Regions from separate parts of the Homo sapiens genome. Here region 1 is linked to region 2. A link is a loop called in an ENCODE intact Hi-C map of the cell type or tissue named here. Cell type or tissue: adrenal gland. All regions are shown on one strand.

What was found. Peaks named below come from ENCODE experiments on the same cell type or tissue, not always from the same donor. Only the 100,000 strongest peaks of a DNase experiment are listed, where the experiment ranks them.
Region 1: it touches region 2 in a loop (9-fold over the local background); 25 of 110 quality-filtered maps call a loop at or near these places.

What each region holds. Positions count from the first base shown.
Region 1 is chr12:114,636,109-114,638,608 of GRCh38, reverse strand. No RefSeq gene overlaps it. Among named protein-coding and RNA genes, the nearest start is that of TBX3-AS1, 45 kb to the left of the region's middle. In adrenal gland, a CTCF peak has its summit at 1,294 (motif pointing right); no DNase peak of the experiment used is centred here; H3K27ac peaks cover 382 bases.
Region 2 is chr12:113,979,579-113,982,078 of GRCh38, reverse strand. No RefSeq gene overlaps it. Among named protein-coding and RNA genes, the nearest start is that of RBM19, 15 kb to the right of the region's middle. In adrenal gland, a CTCF peak has its summit at 1,385 (motif pointing left); no DNase peak of the experiment used is centred here; H3K27me3 peaks cover 800 bases.

The DNA of each region.
Region 1 (2,500 bases), 660 kb before region 2:
CGCCACTGCACTCCAGCCTGGTGACAGAGTGAGATCCCGCCTAAAAAAAAAACACACACACACACAAAACAAAGAACAAACAAACAAAACACAAAAAATACACCAAAACTCAAAACGCCATTCCAATTTCCTTTTCTTTTTCTCCCCCTCTTCTACTTAGTAACCTATAATGGCCACCCACAATCTCCAGCTGGGAGTCCACTTTCCTCACCTCTAAAATGAGATTATAGTCAGAAGTTTCGATGAGGATGAAGTGATAAAATATATTTAAAGCTCAGTGTGTTGCACATAGGTTTTTTGTTGTTGTTTGTTTGTGTGTTTTTTGAGATGAAGTCTCTGTAGCCCAGGCAGGAGTGCAGTGGCATGGTCTCGGCTCACTGAGACCTCTGCCACTCAGGTTCAAGTGATTCTCCTGCCTCAGCCTCCAGAGTAGCTGGGACTACAGGCGCACGCCAACACGCCCGGCTCATTTTTGTATTTTTGGTAGAGATGGGGTTTCACCATGTTGGCCAGGCTTGTCTCGAACTCCTGACCTCAGTTGATCTACCTGCCTTGGCCTCCCAAAGTGCTGGGATTACAGGCATAAGTCACTGCACCCGGCCAAGTTGCACACAGTTTCTGCACAAAATGAAGGTATTATGACTCTTCATTTGTTGTTGTTGTTAGAGAATAAGTGACATGTCCAACTAGTTAGAGAGCTAGCATTACCTCGATCAGCCTGGTAAGATTTGCAGGCCTGCAGCTCTCTCTCCCCTTTGCCAATTTCTTCCCTTCCTTCCTTCCTTCCTTCCTTCCTTCCTTCCTTCCTTCTTTCCTTCCTTCCCTCCTTCCTTCCTTCCTCTCTTTCTCTTGCTTGCTTGCTTTTTCTGAGACAGACTCTTGCTCTGTCGCCCAGGCTGGAGTGCAATGGCATGATCTCGGCTCACTGCAACCTCCACCTCCCAGGTTCAAGCGATTCTCCTGCCTCAGCCTCCCGATTAGCTGGGATTACAGGTGCCCACCACCACATCCGACTAACTTTTTTGTATTTTTAGTAGAGACGGGGTTTCACCGTGTTGGTCAGGCTGGTCTCGAACTCCTGACCTCAGGTAATCCACCCACCTCAGCCTCCCACAGTGCTGGGATTACCGGCGTCAGCCACCGCACCTGGTCTCCCTTTGTCAATTTCTAAAACACTTCTGACCCACTCAACAATGATTACATCCAGTTTCATTTAGGATTGGGAAAAGCTTTCTCTTCGAATAAGAAAAAAGGGAAGATAATCGAACAGTCACATACTCGAGTGGCCACAAGATGGCTCTCCCGGGAGGCCCGGCTTGGATTAACCCCCAGCGTTGATTCCTTAACACCATTCCTTCCCTGAGAAACAGCATCCTGTTTGGGATGCCAGACCCCCTTGGACTCTCATGGCTCCAGCCCTCAGGACTGTGAGCCCCTTGGAAAATGACCTGAGTCTGCCTTTTCTTCTGGTCCCTCTTGATTTCTTTCTGGACACACATTTTTGTGGGTGCTGCCACTCGCTATCTGGCTTGGTTGCCCTCTGGGTTTTCAGTGTGTGCATACGAACAGAGGACACCAGATAGCTAATCTTACCTCTGACCAACCCTCTCAAAGGCACAATCAAGATAGAACCCAGCACTCATCTTGCTTTGCAAACCTCAAAAGCCGGTTGAGCTGAGCTAGTGAAGACACGCCTCAGCTCTCTATTTTGGGTGTTTCCTGCATTCCAGCGGATAAGGAGACACCTCTGAGGAGCCTGAACTGCCTGCCCAGAAGGCAGAGTGGGTGAAAGTTTCAAGACAGTCTGGGCACACTCAGGGTGCAACAGTGAACACCTCTTACACAGCGCTGAGCATTTTCCAGAACTGTCTTGCTTCCTCTGTCTCTCTTGACTTTCACAGCAGCCTGCCAGGGCTGACAGGCAATGGGCCCTTTTGTCTTTTTGTTTGTTTCTTTTTATGGAGAATGAGGTCTTACTATGTTGCTGAAGCAGGACTTTAACTCCTGGGCTAAAGCTATCCTCCTGCATCTGCCTCCCTAAATGCTGGGATTACAGGTGTGAGCCACCGTGCCTGGCAATGGGCCCTTTAAATTTTTTTTTTTTTTTTTTGGAGAGACAGAGTCTCACTATGTTGCCCAAGCTGGTCTTGAACTACTGGGCTCAAGCAATCCTCCCACCTTGGCCTCCCAAAGTGCTGGGATTACAGGCATGAGCCTGGCAATGGGCCCTTTTGAATAGAGGAAGATGCTGATGTTCAGAAAGGTTAAGGAATATGCCTAAGGGCACCAAGGTCACAAACCCTAGAACTTTTTACAAGCTGATGAGTTCCAACTCCTGGTCCCCAGTCCTCTGTGTGACCCCTCCCCTTCAACTGTCCTATATTTAAAATCTTCTGCTAGAAACCAGGACTTTCAGGAAAGACCTGTTCACCTTTTGCTGGTTCTGAAGTAAACAGGTCTCAAGCTGTTCTTGGATGACGGTGAATTCAAGGACTGCAGT
Region 2 (2,500 bases):
GCAGCAGGAGGGGTAAGAAGAGGCAGTTAGAGTCCCCCCAGGCCCAGCCAGGGCTCTGCTGGTGGCTGCGTCTCTCTGTCTGCAGGTCCTCTCTAAGTAGCCCAGTAACCTCACTCCCTCTCCCTGCATCTGGGTTCCTTTCCTGTGGCTGCTGTAACAAATGACCACACATATTGAAAACAATGCAAATTTATTTTCTCACAGCCATGGAGGCTAGAAGCCTGAAATCAGTATGGCTGCGTTAAAGTTGAGGTTATCAGCAGGGCCCCTTTGACGGCTCTAGGGGAGAACCCACCCCATTCTCCCTTCCAATTTCAGGGGGCTGCCAACTTTCCTTGGCTTGTGGCCGCATTACACCAGTCTTCAAGGCTGACACCCTTAAGTTTCTCTGCATTCCATCTCCACAGTGCTTTCCTCTTTTTTTCTTTTTTTTTTTTTTTTTTTTTTGAGACAGGGTGTCACTCTGTTGCCCAGGCTGGAGTGCAATGGTACAATCTCAGCTCACTGCATCCTCCACATCCCAGGTTCTAGTAATCCTCCCACCTCAGCCTCCCAAGTAGCTGGGACTACAGGTGTGTTTCACCACACCTGGCTAATTTTTGTATTGTTTGTAGAGACTGGGTTTTACCATGTTGGCCAGGCTGGCCTCGAACTCCTGACCTCAAGCTATCTGCCCACCTTGGCCTCCCAAAGTGCTGGGATTACAAGCATGAGCAACCACACCTGGCTCCATCTCCTTCGTGTGTCAAATCTCCCTCTGCCTCCCCCTGTAAGGGTACATGTGATGGCATTTAGGGATAATCTCTCATCCCAAGAGCCTTAACTTCATCACATCTGCAAAGACCTTCCCCCTTTTTTTGAGGGAGTGCATATTTTGCAAGGGGCCATTTCTCAGCCTACCGTGACTCCCACTGTTGCAGGTTCCTGGTGCCCTATGACCTCTTGGCATTTCCTTATCCTGGCCCCACCTTCATAGAAGTAGCTGCAAAACCTCAGTGGCCTCTTCCTTGCATGGGACCCTCATGAGCTCAGTTTCCCTGCCCAGCCAGACAGCTCCTTCTTGCTGTCTGTATTGAGGCGCCTCTGCCTTAACTTCCTCCTGGTTCAAATCTATATATTTATTTATGCAGAAATATTTATTGACCAACTACAGCTGGGCGCTCTGTTGAGCAGGGTTCTTCCAGTAAAAAGGCCGAATTCTGTTTCCCCACAGGGGCAAAATCAGGAATAAGCTCCATCCATTGTGTACCAGGCCAGCTTGGGCACATGTCTCTCGCTGTTGTCAAAGTCCCAGCTCTCCTAATTCAGCCTCCTAAGGATTTTTCGCCTTGCTTCTAAGGCTCCGCACGGGCTTATCCACGATCCTTTGGCGTCCCCTGCTGGTAGCTATATAGAATTGTAGGCAGTTTTTCTAATACCCTCACAAAGATAGCTGAGTTAAGATGCCTCTCGCCTAATAAGAAAAAGAGGAAAGGAGATGAGAAGTGTGGACTGGCAATTACAAAGAATACTAGGAGGCAAAAATGTAACGCCAGAAGAGGCATAGACTCCAGCTATTCAATGCATGGCATAGTGGATACAATGCAGATTCTGAATCTCTGTTCACTGCTTCCTGGCTGAGTGAGCCCAGGTAAGTCACTTCACCTCTCTGTGCTTGAATTTCTTCATCTGTCATAATTCTACCTACATTACTGGGTTGCTGTGAGGTTGAAATGAGCTAGTCTGTTTTAACCAGTACCTGGCACAACAAAATACAATTTTGTTATTACTGCCATTGGCATTGTGCTAAGCAGCATAAATATATTCTCTCTAATCCTCACCACGACCCTGGAAGAAGGCATTACTGGTCCTGCTTTGCAAATGAGGAATGAGGTTCAGAGAGGGTGACTGACTTACCCAGGGTCACACAGCATGAAGTGTCAGAGATGGGATTTGGACTCGGGTCTCTCTACCTCCTATGTTTCTGCTCTCTCCAGGGCTCCATGTCATCATCAAGGATGAGTTACTTCATGGCTGTGACTTTCCAGGGCTCCCCTCAGCAGTAGAATGGAAGAGGACAACTGGAGAGATGGTGACGCTGCTTACTTCAAGAAAAAAGCCAAGAGGGGTAGCAGGCAGGCACAGCCCGTGGTTGAAGAGGAGGACTTTCCACTCATTTCAAAGCAGAAACTAGACTTGGACACGACCTTGGAGAAGCATAGCCCCTTCTCCTCCAAGATGGTGCCTATGAAGGTGAAGAACTTGTCCCATAATGAGTATATCAGTCATTGTGATGGCAACAATGATGATAATGATGAATTATAGGAGTATGCCTTTTTTTTTTTTTTTGAGACCGAGTTTTATTCTTGTCACCCAGGCTGGAGTGCAGTGATGCGATCTCGGCTCACATCAACCTCCACCTCCCAGGTTCAAGCCATTCTCATGCCTCAGCCTCCCAGGTATCTACAGCCATGTGCCAACACATCTGGCTAATTTTTGTATTTTTAGTAGAGACAGGATT